Linked DNA regions of Homo sapiens: region 1 is linked to region 2. Evidence: chromatin loops called from intact Hi-C (ENCODE). Cell type or tissue: IMR-90. All regions are shown on one strand.

Region 1 (8,000 bases), 330 kb before region 2:
GCACGTGCTATAGTGGTCCCAGCTACTCGGGAGGCTGAGCTAGGAAGATCGCTTGAGCCCAGGAGGTGGAGGTTGCAGTGAGCCGAGATCATGCCTCTGCACTCCAGCCTGGGTAACAGAGTGAGACCCTGTCTTTAAAAAAAAAAAAATTATATAAGTATATACCTTCAACTAACCCCTTCAAATCCAAGGGAAACATGAGTCTGCAAAGCAGATGCACTGCCCAGATTGTAGCCCCCACTGGTACAAGAAGAGAGACAAGAAAGCCGTGACCCACCCACCCTCAGAACCTCTGAGAGATGCGCTTATGCCACCAGTCAGTGTGGACAATGGCTGTCACCCACCAAGCGGGTCACTGTGAGCAGCACTGGGGGTGTTGGTGGAGGGGAAGAGACCACAAATATGGGAAAAGTCCTCTCGGCAACCAGATGTGAAGAATAGGTGTTCCTCCAGCCCACTCCCCATCTGAGAGTTAGGATTGAGTAAAGTCATCCAGGAAAGTGGCATCACATCCTATGAGTACCTAACCAAGTGGAAAGCAGCCATTCCCCTCAGCAAGGGAGAGACACAGTTGGCAAGTGAGAACACCAGGGGTTCTGCCCGCCATGGTACTGATGGGTGTGTGCCTCGGGTGATGTAAGATGAGGCGCGTGGACGTGTACCTCCCTCACCCGGTTCTGCCCACCCTGCCTCAGATGGGCTGTTGCAGCATGCATTGTTTCCAGCTTTTGACTATGACAGATAATGCCACCGTCAATATTCTTGTGCGTGTCTCCTGGTGCTCGTGTGTACACACTCCTGTACCTAGGTGGAATTTCGGATCATGGGGTTGTTCTGGTTCAGGAGATACTGCCAAACAGGTTTGCATAGGGACAGGCCCACTCCGAGGGTATGTGTAAATGGGTTTGCTCATGAGAATGGCATTGATGTGAAGCGGGGATCTCTGGGCCAAGCCTAGGATGAGAAGCAGCTCTCTGCTGTGGGCAGCCTGCAGCCAAAGGCAGCCTGGCCCTACATCACTCCCGAGCAGAGCAGAGCCACGTGCCTGCTGGGCCTGCCCTACCAGAGACTCACAGTGCCAACTTTGGGGAGGCTGAGGGTCCATCTGAATGAAGAAAATGCCATTTCCTTACATGTGTGGAGCTGGCTGGGTTCGGAACGGAGCAGGATGTGTAAGCGCAGAGACTATCTGTAGATGTAGGCGTGGAGTTGTCCGTATAAATTAAGGTCCAAGCTGGGTGCAGTGGTGCACCCCTGTAGTCCCAGCCACTCAGGAAGCCAAGGCAGGAGGACTCTGCCTGTCCCAGGAGTTCAAGGCCAAGCTGGGCAACATAGCAAGATCCTATCTCTAAAAAGAATTTTTTTTGTATAAAAACACACACCAAACAAAAAGAACAGACACCAAACAGGAGGCCCCTCAAGAGTAGCTGCTTTAGATCGGGTGGATAATCTCTGAAGAGGCTGTTGTAAGGAAACGCAGTGTATGTAAGTGATATTAGTGTATGTACAGCATGTGTATGATGTCGTAACAATGTGCATGCTTAATACACATCTGCGGTGGTTTGAATATTTGTCTCCCTTCATTGCTCCTGTTGAAACTGAATCCCAAAGTGGCAGTATTGAGAGAATGGGCCTTTAAGAGGTGATTGGGTCGTGCAGGCTCTGCCATCATGAATAGATTAATCCATTAATATATTAATTTATTGGCCGGGTACAGTGGCTCTTGCCTCTAATCCCAGCACTTTAGAAGGCTGAGGCAGGAGGATTCCTTGAGCTCAGGAATTAGAGACCAGCCTGGACAACATAGTGAGATGCCATCTCTACAAAAAATCAACAAAAATGATCCAGGTGCGGTGGCTCATGCCTGTAGTCCCAGCTACTTAGGAGGCTGGGGCTGGAGGCTGGAGGATCACTTTAGCCCATCACTTTAGCTGCCATGAGCCATAATCGTGCCACTGCACTCCAGCCTGGGTGACAGAACAAGACCCTGTCTCAAACATATAGGTATATTAGACTGGTGGCTGCCATGAGCCATGATCGTGCCACTGCACTCCAGCCTGGGTGACAGAACAAGACCCTGTCTCAAACATATAGATATATTAGACTGTTGGCTTTCTAAGAAGAGGGAGAGAAACCTGAGCAAGCCTGCTCGGCCCCCTCACCATGTGACGCTCTGCGTCACCTCAGAATTCTGCAGAGAGTCTCCACCAGCAAGAAGGCCCTCACCGCATGCAGCTCCTTCACCTTGGACTCCACAGTCTCCATAACTATAAGACATGAATTCCCTTTCTTTATAAATTATCCAGTTCCAAGTATTCTGTTATAAGCAACAGAAAACAAACTAAGAGCGTCCCACCATGTGGACAAGAAGCAAATGGATACTTTCTGCCCAGGTAACAAAAACAGTTTGTCTGGTTAGCACACTCAGGGCTACTATCATTTGTTCTCCCAACTGGAAGATTCAGTTATGCTTCCTACATTCAGCTGGAGCCAGACAGTGTTTATCCTCAGAATAAAATCAGCAAAAACCAAACTGGCAGAGGCCAGAGGGAAAAGAGAAAGATGTTGAGACCAACGGCTTGCTTGGCACTTCACAACTAACTTCCCTCAGTGCTCACAACAATCTATATTAGGCAGGAGTTACCGCCCCTATTTTGCAAGCATGAAAACTCACTCACACTATTTTAAGGGTCTTATCTGAAAGCACTTGGCTAGCCAGGGGTGAGCTGGTGGCAACTGCAGGCCTGGCTGTCCTAGAGCCAGTGTCTCATCCCCACACAGGCCACCTCCCCCATAGCTAAGGGTACTTCTTCACCAATGCTTTATACACTTCTCAGTGGTAGGGTTGGATTTTTGTGTTTGTTTTTTTGAAACAGTCTTGCTCTGTCACCAGACTGGAGTGCAGTGAAATGATCATAACTCACTGTGGCCTCTACCTCCCAGGCTCAAGCAATCCTCCTACCTCAGCCTCTCAAGTAGCTGGGGCTACAGGTGTGCGCCACTACAACCAGCTAATTTTTAAATTTTTTGTAGATATAGGGTCTCACTATGTTGTCCTGGCTGGTCTCAAACTCCTGGCCTCAAGCAATCCTCCCACCTCAGTTTCCCAAAGTGCTGAGATTACAGGCATGAGCTACTGCACCCACCTAGTGGCAGTTTCTTTGTTTAGTTTTTATTATTGTAACTCTTATTGTGAAATGGTTTAAAACTCACAAGAAATTGCAGAAATAGCACACAGAGATCCCATATCCCCTTCACGCAGCTTTCCACAATGAAAATGTCTTCCGTAATCATAGTACATTGTCAAAATCAGGAAATCTACTTTGGCATAATACTCGGGGTTTGTTTTGTTTTGTTTTTTGTTTTTTGTTTTTTTGAGATGGAGACTCACTCTGTCACCCAGGCTGTAGTGCAGTTGTGCGATCTCGGCTCACTGCAACCTCCACCTCCTGGGCTTAAGCGATTCTCCTGCCTCAGCCTCCCGAATAGCTGGGACGGCAGGGGTGAGCCACCACGCCTGGCTAATTTTTGTATTTTTAGTAGAGATGAGGTTTCACCATGTTGGCCAGGCTGGCTTCGAACTCCTGACTTCAAATGACCCACCTGCCTCTCGGCCTTCCAAAGTGCTGGGATTATAGGTGTGAGCCACCACGCCCAGCCAATACTCAGGGTTTTTAACCTCAGCAGTGAGGTTTGTTAAGGATATCCTAAAGCTGTCTCCTTACATATTTTAAGTGTGGCCTAAAGGTTTTTCTGTACATAGTGAACTGTAACCTAACTGGATATGTAAACAGACTGTAACCTACATTTGTGCCAATCATTGAGTTTCAGCCAATCACAGGCAGCCAACTGTTGAAATCAGCTTTAAATAAGGCAATAAGCTGTAACCAATCCGGTTGTTTCTGTACCTCACTTCCATTTTCTGTATGTCACTTGGCTTTTTCTGTTCATGAATCTTCTTCTACCACTTGGTTGCACCGGAAGCCTCTCTGAATCTATTCTAGTTCGCAGGCTGCCTGACTCATGAATAGTTCTTTGCTTGGTTAAACTCTGTTAAATTTAGTTTGTCTAAGGTTTTTCCTGTAACAGGTTTAGGTCAAATAATTCTTTATTATGAGGATCTGTTTAGCAGCACCCAGGGGCTCTACCACTAGATGCCAGAATCACACCCTCTCCCCGATTGTGAGCACCAAAAAATGTTCGTAGACATAGTGATCACTTTTATTTTAAATCTTTAATAGATATATAATAGTTGTACATATTTGGGGCTACATGTGCTATTTTGATACCTGTACATGTGTGATGATCATATCAGGGTAACTGGGCTATCCATCATCTCGAACGATTATCTTGGTGTTGAAAACATTACAAATTTTCTCTTCTGGCTACTTTTAAATACACAGTAAATTACTGTGAACTATACTTTCCCTCCAGTACTACCACATATTAAACATATTCCTTCTATCTAACTGTATATTTGTACCCATTAACCAACTCCTCTTCATCCCCCTTCCCCTTCAGCGATCCCTTTTAAAGTACTACATCGCTTACATTCTGTATTCAAATCAGGGCTTTGGTTCCACAATTTGTAGGTGTAATACATACAGAAACACCACCATACAGTCATGCAGCAACAAAAAGTACAAGAAAATCCTCAGAATTGAACAGACATTTTCAAGCCACAAGGATAGAATTACCCTGTTTAAAAACCAAGAAGACATCTGAAGGCTGGGCTTGGACTGCAGTAGTTCTCAGTGTAAATAAACACTGCCAAAACCACATTCACAGAAATCTGTTAGTCATCCCTAATATTCCACCAGGCACGTTGCTCAAGCAAATGTTTCTTCTAATTTGTTGTTTTGTTTTTGTTAAGAAATAGGATCTCACTCTATCATCCAGGCTGGAGTCCAGTGGTGCCATCATAGTTCACTGCAGCCTCAAAGTCCTTGGCTCAAGCGATCCTCCTACCTAAGCCTCCTGAGTAGCTTGGACTACGGGTGTGTGCCATCAGGCCTGGCTAATTTTTAAAATTTTTTTATAGAGATGAGATCTTGCTTTGTTCTCCGGGCTTGTCTTGAACTCCTGGCCTCAAATGAACCTCCTGCCTCAGCCTCCCAAAGTGCTGGGGTTACAGGCATGAGCCACTGCACCTGGCCTCAAGCAAATCTTAAAACAGAGGTAAATGAGGTTTTTTTCTTTCACATTACTAGAAGGAACTGTTTAAAATTCCACATAATCACATTAAAATACACCATCCACAATAGTGGCTCATTCTTGCCACTGCTGTGTAGCTGATAAAGGAGCACTCAGCCCTATCTGGTTTCAGTTAAGTCAGACACTTTGGCCCAAGTCCCAAGAACCAACCTAGTCGGGGTTGGGGGCCTCATCAGGCCCACTGGCAAGTCAGGACCCTGCACAGGCAGCATCCCTAGAAAGCTGAGGGACTCCAGACACACACCTGGCGAGGCTACATTGCATTTTCAGACCCTGAAGAAATGACTTGGACATTTCAGTGATATTACAATGGTGGTCGATGGACTATTACTCACAAGGAAGCCATTGCACATGAAATTGGGTCTCCCTTGCCCTACAGTCCCAAACCTCTGCCAGCACGTAATGGTTAATGGACCACAGGCATCCACTGTTGCCTCTCATGCGTGTGCCTACAGAGAATGGGGCCAAATTGTTATAGAAACCCTTGGATCTAACAAATCTAACCAGATAGTACAGACTCCTTTTAAAAAGTTTTTTTGTAAAGTGGCAAATTATAGCTGGGTATACCAGACTCATTTTGTAAGATTTTCTGAACCAACTGGACATGGCAGAGTCTAAAGTGAAGGCTCAGAAAACTCTGCCTTTGACTTTGAAGCAGCCATCCGGGCACTTCTGCCCAGGCCAGAGTCAGCAGAGGCCAGGGAGGACAAGCCACAGCCTGGGCTTGGAGCCCCAAGGCAGGCGTTCCATCCCCCTCCACTGTCACATGCTCTAGATAGTGATGGGTCATGCCAGGCAGGGACAGCCCCTGGCCTCAGAACTTAATATTTTTACAATACATCTCAAAGGCATCATTTTCTCTGCCAGAAAACAAAAAACAAAAAAACAAACAAAAAGCAGTCTTCCAGGGCTCATTGCACCAATACATAAATTCATCTTTAATTACTTTGGTAAACAGCACAATCCAAAATAACTCAGGATTCTGGTTACAAAAGCAACATCTAGTTCAGGTGGGGTTTTTTGGGAGGGGTTGCGGGTGGGGGACTCACAGACCTTTCTAAATGTGTACTAAGTTATTTTATTTCCAAAGAACATATTGTGTGTTTCATTGTTAACACTTGTCTGCAATTTAATACCCAAGTATATTCACAGATATCGTGGGGACCTTCACACCCAGTTGGATCTATGCTTTTACAATCCTAATGCAGCAAATAGAAACTTACTAATCTTAGGTTCTGCACCTAATGGTGATCCGAGCGTCACAGGGGCTCTGGGTTTGCTGGCTGAAAAATGCAATTTAAAAAAATGCCTGAAGTCTGTGCACATAAACACGACTGCTGCTTCACCAGACTGAAAGGAACACAAACAGAATGCCTCAACCTACTTACAGTGGTTCTGAACATAAACTGACTGAATTTTTTTTTGAGACGGAGTCTCTGTCTGTCGCCCAGGCCAGAGCGCAGTGGCACGATCTCGGCTCACTGCAACCTCTGCTTCCCGGGTTCAAGGGATTGTTCTGCCTCAGCCTCCCTGGTAGCTGGGACTACAGGTGTGCACCACCACGCCTAGCTAATTTTTTTTTTTTCATATTTTTAGTAGAGAAAGGGTTTCACCATATTGGCCAAGCTGTTCTCGAACTCCTGACCTCATGATCCGCCTGCCTCAGCCTCCGAAAGTGCTGGGATTACAGGCGTGAGCCACCACACCCGGCCATTTTTTAAAAATAATGTAAAACGTATGGGAAGAAAAAGTTTCTGGGAAATAGTGAGCTCTTTCACCTACTAAGGGTTTAAAAAGATGCTGCCTCACCTGCACCAGAACAACCTCCTGATGACAAGGGTTCTTTACCCAAAGCTGTCAAGGGAGGAGCTGAAACTGCACATCCTCAGACCACAGCAAGGCAATCCCTTTAAGGGCTGTTAGTTTCCCAGGAACATAAAATTCTCATCTGCCAGAGTGGACGCTTCCTCAACCTGACCCAAGAGTAGCTACTTGTAGAAAAACCATCTGCAGGATGTGTTCATGAAATTTTCAACTTAAAGATGAAATGTTTCAAGCTTAGTTCATGAAATCTGTCTGCCCCACTCCTAATTCATCCAGATTTTCAGACTGAATTTCCTATTTCCAGCTATGTTAGTATGCTGTCGACTCTGTGGGAAATGACCTCAGGTAACAAGTTTCAAAGAACAGGACTTGACCAGTGACAACGATGGGAATGGGAGGAGTAACTACAATCGGAGAAATTATACCAGCCCAATTTCCTTAAATGTCTTATAAGTCACTTGAAAATGGCTTTGCCTTACCAGAAAAGTTTGCATATGTATATGCGTGGTTTGTATAAATGTGGAGTTTCTGGTTGAACTTGCTCTGAACTCATGACTTACTTAAATAGCCTTTTACTACTCCATTGATCTCACCTATTTGATTCCTCTAGTACCAACTCAGTAGGAAAATCTCACCAGCAAATCTTAAAAGGAAGCCCTTGATCTTTGCCATCTCAAACATCTTCATTTAGCTGACATGTGCCTCTGTTCTTTCCAAAAGTTTCCTGTTCACAGTTAACCAAAGTCAAAGAACTAAACTTCACAAAAAGCAAATGCAATGTCTACCAAAAAGATTCAAAAGAGTTGAAATCTGAATGCGCCTGAAGTTACGGTATTTAGCACTCTGACAATCAGACCTTGAAGGATTTAAGGATCAGTGACCGCTGCGTTCTGATGTCACCTCCCTGATCAGCTAAAGGGAGTCCAAAGAGGAACACAACAGTTCACAAGGTGGAAGGTGTC
Region 2 (8,000 bases):
TTATGGAGATCTCATAAAATAAGTTGTCATGTACTTCCTCTTTTCCAATTTTTAGTTTGTGTATGAATGCCATTATTTCTTCTTTTGATACCTGTATGCATTTGCTTATAAAGCCACCTGGGTCTGGAGCATTCTTACTGGAAGACTTTAAATTATAGATTCAAATTCTTTAATAAAGAAATATTCAGGGCCGGGCGCCATGGCTCACACCTGTAATCCCAGAACTTTGGGAGGCTGAGGCAGGTGGATCACCTGAGGTCGGGAGATCGAGACCATCCTGGCTAACATGGTGAAACCCTGTCTCTACTAAAAATACAAAAAATTAGCCAGGCATGGTGGCACATGCCTGTAATCCCAGCTACTCAGGAGGCTGAGGCAGGAGAATCACTTGAACCCAGGAGGTGGAGGTTGCAGTGAGCCAAGATCATGCCATTGCACTCCAGCCTGGGCAACAAGAGTGAAACTCCATCTCAAAAGGAAAAAACAAACAAACAAAAAAGGAATATTCAGGATTTCTATTTCTTTCTGTGTCAATTTGTCCATTTCATCTAAATTTTCAAAGTTAATAACATAAAATTGTTCATAAAATTTTAGTATTTGTAGGATCTCTAATAATATTCCCATTTTAATTATTGAAAATACGTATCATTTCTCTCCTTGTTCTTTATCAGTCCTGCCATGGGTATATTAATTTATTAGTCTTCTGAAAATACCAATTTTGAGCTTTTTTGGTTCTTTGTATGGTATGTCTACTCTATTTAATTACACTTCTATCATTATTATTTCCTTTGTTTTATTTGTTATTCATTTTCTAATTTCTTAAGATGACTTTGTTCAACAGGCATGGTGGCTCATGCCTGTAATCCCAGCACTTTGGGAGGCCAAGGTGGGTGGATCACCCGAGGTCAGGAGTTCGAGACCAGCCTGGCCAACATGGCAAAACCCCATCTGTGCTAAAAATACAAAAATTAGCCGGGTGTGGTGGCATGCACTTGTAGTCCCAGCTACATGGGAGGCCGAGGCAAGAGAATCACTTGAACCTGGAAGGCAGAGGTTGCAGAGAGCTGAGATTGTGCCACTGCACTCCAGCCTGCGCGACAGAGCAAGACTCTGTATCAAAAAAAAAAAAACGGGAAACAAAAAAGATGACTTTGTTCATTGATCTTCAGTCTTCTTTTCAAATGTATGAATTAAAACCTATAAATTCCCCTGCATCCCACAAGTCTTAATAGTTTGTATTTTTATTATTATTTAGTTGAAAATATGTTATAATTTCCATTGTGGTTTCTTCTTTGAGCCACATGTTATTAGAAAGATATTTTAAAATTTCAAAAAATAAGGATTTTCTAGTTATTTTTATTTGTCTTTTTTTTTTTGAGACGAAGTCTCCCTCTGTCACCAAGGCTGGAGTACAGTGGTGCGATCTCAGCTTACTGCAACCTCTGCCTCCCGGGTTCAAGTGATTCTCATGCCTCAGCCTCCCTAAGTAGCTGGGATTACAAGTGCCCACCACCATGCCTGGCTGATTTTCTGTACTTTAGTAGAGATGGGTTTCGTCACATTGGCCAGGCTGGTTTCAAACCCCTGACCTCAGTTAATCCACCCACCTTGACCTCCCAAAGTGCTGGGATTACAGGCGTGAGCCACCACACCCAGCCAATTTCTGGCTTAATAACATTGTAGTGAAAGAATATAATCTGTAGAATTTCAATCCTTTAAAATTTGTTAACACTTATGTCACAAAATTGCTTAAGTTTTATACATATTTTATGTGGTACTTCAAAAGACTATGTATTTTTTAGTTGTTATGCAGTGTTTTCTCTCTATTATATATATGTGTGTGTGTTTAATTTTGCTGTATTTTACTGTTTATGTTGTTCAAATATTCTATTAGTTACTGGGACAGGTGCATTAAAATATCCCAACATGACTATGAATTTGTCTAAGCCTTTCTGTGTAGTTTTTGCTTTGCATATTTTTAAACTATGTTTCTAGGTACATACAAGTTTAAAATTGTTATAATCTATCTGGTGAAGGAAGCATTTTGTCATTATAAAGACACCAATAATGCTTTTTACATTGTCTACTTTGATATTAAGATACCTACAACTGACTGGGTGCAGTGGCTCACGCCTGTAATCCCAGCACTTTGGGAGGCTGAGGTGGACAGATCATGAGGTCAGGAGCTTGAGACCAGCCTGACCACCATGGTGACACCCCACCTCTACTAAAAATGCAAAAATTAGCCAGGCGTGGGGGTGTGCGCCTGTAATCCCAGCTACTCAGGAGGCTGAGGCAGGAGAATCTTTTGAACCTGGAAGGCAGAGGCTGCAGTGAGCCGAGATCATGCCATTGCACTCCAGCCTGGGCAACAGAGCAAGACTCCATCTCAAAAACAAAAAACAAAAAATGAAAAAAAACCTACAACCAAATTTCTTTTGTGTTTGTATGATAGCTAAATCTTTCTCCAAATGTGTTTTTTAAACTTTCTGGATTCTTAAGTTTTACATGTCTCTTACAATTAACACTTTTATTTTTTAATCCAGTTTGATAATCTTTGTCTTTTAATTGGGATATTTAGTCCATTTACATTTAAAGTAATTACTGGTATGTGTAATTTTGATTCTACGTATAATTCTAGGTATTATTCAATATGTTCTATTTTTCCTACTTGTTCTGTTTCTTTTTCTTTCCTTCATTGATTTGTTCCAGACTGATTGAGAACTTTACAACAAATTTTTCTTTTTTGGGGTTGGGGGATGGAGTCTCACTCTGTTGCCCAGGCTAGAGTGCAGTGGCATGATCTCGGCTCACTGCAACCTCTGCCTCCCGGGTTCAAGTGATTCTCCTGCTTCAGCCTCCTGAGTAGCTGGAACTATAGGCACACGCCACCATGCCCAGCTAATTTTTGTATTTTTAGTAGAGATGAGGTTTCACTATGTTGACAGGGCTGGTCTTGAGTTCCTGATCTCAAGTGATCCGCCCATGTTGGCCTCCCAAAGTGCTGGGACTACAGATGTAAGCCACCGCGCCTGGCCCTACAAAAAAATTATTCTATTATTTTTCTCCTTATTACCTGGAAAGCCATATATTCCTTTAAAATATATACAGTAATAACCCTAAATATTAAGTGTGTCTTTTTCTTAACTAAATGTAATACCAATACTTTTATTTTTTTCCTGGACAAGAAACTTAGAACACTTTACACCATTTATTCCATGTCCTACTGACCCATGTTCCAACACCACTAATTCTATATTCCATCCTTATTGTTGCTTTGTGTTTTAATTCTTCATTTTAATTGCTAAAAATTATTATAATTATTGGCTTATGCAATCAATATTTATTTAGAGTCACCTACATATTTAACTCATTATTTTGTCCTTTGGTTTTTTTGTTTTGTTTTGTTTTTACTGTATCTCCAAGGCTGGATATTTTCCTTCTGCTATAAAAACATCTAATATTTGCTTTAGTTTGTCTAAAAAGTTATTTATTTTACCTTTTTATGGAAGGCTATATCAGCTGGTATAGAATTTCAGTGGCAATTTTCTTACTTTTGCTCAGTGCTTTTAGTATATTTTATAGTCTCCTACTTTCAATTGTTTCCATTGAGAAATCTGCTATATTTTTGCTCCTTTGAAGGTAATCTATCTTTCTTCTCTTGCTATTTTTACCATTTTCTCTTTGTCTTGGGTTTTCAGCAGTTTTACTATGATGTGTTTAGGTATTCGTTTGTGTATTTATCCTGGTTGGGTTTCCTAGGATTTATAGAGTCTTTGAATTATTTTACCAGCTTGCAAAATTTTGTCAGCCATTATCTCTTATTATTGCTGCTACCTCAGTCTCTTCTTCCCTTCTGAGTTTCCAATGAACGTATGTTACAGCTTTTCACTACAGTCCTATGCGTTGTATTATCATTTCTGATTTTTCTATTATTTTGTTTTTCTACTACATTCTGGGTACTTTCTCCTGATCTATCTTTTGGTTTACAAATTCTTGCTTTAATTGTGTCTCATCTGCTCTTAAACCTTTTTTTTTTTTTTTTTTTTTTTTGGTACCCTTTAATCTGGAATATCCTTTTGATTTGTTATTGAGTTTTTGTTGTTGTTGTTCTTGGTTGAAATTCTTAATCTTGTTGGATTTTTTTTTAATCTCTTTGACCTGAATAAGATCATTAGTTTGAAGTCAGTGTGCAAACTCTAACACCTGTAGCCTCTGTAGGTCTGTTTCTATTGTCTGCTGTATCTATTGATATTAGTTCATGTTATTTTACTCCTTGTGTGTCTGATTATTTTTTATTATGTGCCAGATATTGGATCTACAAAATGTAGAAATATATTTGAGGTCTGAGATGATGTTATATTTCTCCAGAGAGGATATGTTTGTTCCTGCCAGCTGCCTAAGTGCTCAAACACTAAAATGTCACCTAAAATCAATTTCATGGCTTGAAAGAATTAAAAGCTAAGCTGTAGTCTCTAGGGGTGCTTACTTCTGAATTACTCTTTTCCTTAAGGTCCTTCAGAGTTTTAATCCAGTGTGAGAAGAGTTCATCCACCAGGACTCCCATCCCTTGATGGAAACTGAGCACCAATCCCTGTCACCTTAGATCTTTGTGGCTTTCAAAATCATAACTCAGCATGTTGTTCTCTCCGCCTTCTGGTCTTGCTCACAGGGGAAAAACATACAGAAACTCCGGGCTCACCTCCATGGGCTTCCAAGCTTCCCCACCCTAGCTCAGTGTTTTTAAACATCTTATTAGTTCTCTACTGCTTTGAATCAGATTCTTAAAATGCTTTTCCCCCAGCTTTCTTAGTTGTCCTTAGCAGGAAGCTCAATCACACTTATTTAGTCTGCCATTACTGGAAATCTGATTTAACCTTTATGACAATTCTATAAAACAGATATTATTTCCATCTTACAGAGAGGAAACAGGTTGAGAATAATGAAAGAATGGGACCAATACAAATACAGCTTATTTTGCTAATTAGAGTAGGTGGTCTTTGGGTATTTGAATACTACCACATAAGTAGTCACCTTTAACAATTCTGGGGAAAGTGGGCCGGGCGTGGTGGCTCATGCCTGTAATCCCAGCACTTTGGGAGGCTGAGGCAGGCAGATCACAAGGTCAAGAGTTCAAGACCAGCCTGGCCAACATGGTGAAACCCTGTCTCTATTAAAAATAGAAAAATTAGCCGGGCGTGGTGGCGGACGCCTGTAATCTCAGCTACTCAGGAGGCTGAGGCAGGAGAATAGATTGAACCCGGGAGGTGGAGTTTGCAGCGAGCCGAGATTGTGCCATTGCACTCCAGCCTGGGTGACAGAGCAAGACTCAGTCTGGGGAAAAAAAAATCATGGGGAAAGTCACTCTCACCAAAAATATTTCTGTGATTGACCCTCTCATGGTACCTTATATTCCTATATTAAATTATCCCTCGAGATACAGCTTTGAAAGGATATGTTTAAAGATCTGTTTAACACATATGTAACTGGAGAGTGCTCAATCTTGGTCTTTATCTGCCGCCAAGAGCTTATCTCAACTGGCTCTCAGGTTGTAGAAATAGTTTTTATGAAGTGTGTACAATAGTTGGGAGCAAAAACAATTTTGCCACAGTTACTTTGAACATTTCTATAAAAGAGAGTCTTAGAGTAATATTATAACATAGTTGGAAATATAGTCAGAAGAGTGGGCTGGATCCTGGAGTTACGTAACACTTTGCATCAAATTGAGAACATGCTAAATTTCCACTACAAGGAATAGGACAAGGACAATAGACTTTATCTACGGGGGTTGGGATGCGGCTGGGAGTTGGGTTGGTTGAGAGAGAATCCCAGAAAAAAAAAAAAATCCCAGAAGGCTCACTGATTTATCTAGTTTTGTTTGTTGGTTTTCTGGCAGTTACTCTTATCTTTGACAGTTCTATCTATATTAAGCCCAGATTTCTCCCTTTCTACTGCAATTGTTTTAACCAAGTATTTTCCTTTCTTGTCAGGCTTCCTCTTGGTCCTTTTATGCCAATTTCCTCATAGCGTAGGTCCAGATTTCTCACTCTGAAGAGCTCTATTTCACATAGACCTTTTTCTAGGCAACAAATTCATGGCTTCTCCTCTGCTTCGGGAAGCCTTCCTCACCTTTCTCTATTCATCACCAACTCCACGAATATTCCTCTAAATGAGGCAAACTCTTTTCTGACCAATCCATGATGAACCAGTGTCTTTAGCATTCAGCACAAAGCCCATCAACTCTCACAGTCCTCTGAAAGCAGCATCAACATTTATTTATTCTTGGGCATACTTTCTACTTGGGTCATCATTTTTTTTTTTTTTTTGTATTGCTGTGCTATTCCTTGGGTATGTTTGAATGCATAACTACTCTTTGCTTTCAAGGGGGAGCTCCAAAGGGTGTCTTAAACAACAGTGCTTCGACCCTCTAAGCTCCCAGGATACAGGGAGTCAGCAACAATGATGAGGTCAAAATGCCATCCACTTTGGACTGGGGCATTCCTGCTATAAATATTTATGGAACACTGAGCTGAGGGATGTTCTTTCCAAAGTATAAGAGGATGTGGCTGTAACTCACTGAGGTCAGTTCATGGAGATAAAGGATTGTTTCAACCCCAGGTTGATGGACTAGCCTTAGCAGAAAAAAACAACAGACTTGCTTTTGAGAATAGGGGTAAAATGAAACTAATCTCTTCAAGGAAAATTACTGTAAAAGTCCTATAATTTCTTTTGTTTTTCTTTTTTCTTTCTTTCTTTTCTTTTCTTTCTTCTTCTTTTTTTTTTTTTTTTTTTTTTTTTTTTTTTTTTTTTTTTTTTTTTGAGATGGAGTTTCTCTCTTGTTGCCCAGGCTGGAGTGCAATGGCGTGATCTCGGCTCACTGCAACCTCCACCTCCTGGGTTCAAGCGATTCTCCTGCCTCAGCCTCCTGAGTAGCTGGGATTACAGGCACACACCCCCACGCCCGGCTAATTTTTGCATTTTAAGTAGAGACGAGGATTCACCATGGCCAGGCGGGTCTTGAACTCCTGACCTCAGGTGATCCACCCACCTCGGCCTCCCAGAGTGATGGAATTACAGGTGTGAGCCACTGCACCCACCAAGTCCTACAATTTCTAAAATGAGAAGATCAATGGGCTCTTTTAATTTAAGCACTAGGATCTACAAAGTTGCTAAAACTCAAAAGTTGGAAACAATTTTAATGTCTGATAGATAATCAGGACTAAGCAAATTATGGTATATCTGTATAGTAAAATATTATGTGGGCCTTAAAATTGACATTTTATATGATTTTAAATAAGATGGAAAGTGAATCTGTTTTAATATTAAGGTAAAGAATCTGAATAAAATGCACAAAGTCTCTTTGGAAAGATACACATATGAAAACTTTTAACAACTGTATTAATTTTGGTTAGGAAGAAAACTGTGTGATTGGCCGGGCGCGGTGGCTCACGCCTGTAATCCTAGCACTTTGGGAGGCTGAGGCGCGTGGATCACAAGGTCAGGAGATCGAGACCATCCTGGGTAACACGGTGAAACCCCATCTCTACTAAAAATACAAAAAAATTAGCCAGGTGTGGTGGCAGGCACCTGCAGTCCCAGCTACTCGGGAGGCTGAGGCAGGAGAATGGCGTGAACCCGGGGAGGCAGAGTTTGCAGTGAGCCGAGATCGTGCCACTGCACTCCAGCCTGGGAGACAGAACGAGACTCCATCTCAAAAAAAAAAAAAAAAAGAAAAAGAAAACTGGGTGATTGAGGTAGAAAGATCAGAAAGAGCCTCTTCACTCTATGTCTGTTTATTCTTTCCAAGCTTTAAAATATGTAAATATATTACATATTTTAAAGAAATTAAAATAAATACGTAAAATGAAGAATCAGGAAATATGTAGTATAGTTTCAACCGTACAAAAATATACATCGAAAAATATGTAGCAGGAACTATGTTAAAGTGTCAATTGTGACTTTTCTCTAGAATTATAGGGTTTTTATTCCTTCCTCTTATA

What was found. Peaks named below come from ENCODE experiments on the same cell type or tissue, not always from the same donor. Only the 100,000 strongest peaks of a DNase experiment are listed, where the experiment ranks them.
Region 1: a loop joins it to region 2, with 5 times the contacts of the local background. A loop is called at or near these places in 2 of 110 quality-filtered maps.

Annotation. Positions count from the first base shown.
Region 1 is chr6:5,091,356-5,099,355 of GRCh38, reverse strand. The region is part of intron 3 of LYRM4-AS1 (LYRM4 antisense RNA 1); the gene reads right to left. It also overlaps a transcript of LYRM4 not described here. Among named protein-coding and RNA genes, the nearest start is that of PPP1R3G, 10 kb to the right of the region's middle. RefSeq lists an enhancer at 3,780-3,829. In IMR-90, no CTCF peak of the experiment used is centred here; DNase peaks (open chromatin) are centred at 3,975 and 4,775; H3K27ac peaks cover 133 bases; H3K27me3 peaks cover 4,592 bases.
Region 2 is chr6:4,758,699-4,766,698 of GRCh38, reverse strand. It overlaps a transcript of CDYL not described here. Among named protein-coding and RNA genes, the nearest start is that of CDYL-AS1, 13 kb to the left of the region's middle. In IMR-90, no CTCF peak of the experiment used is centred here; no DNase peak of the experiment used is centred here.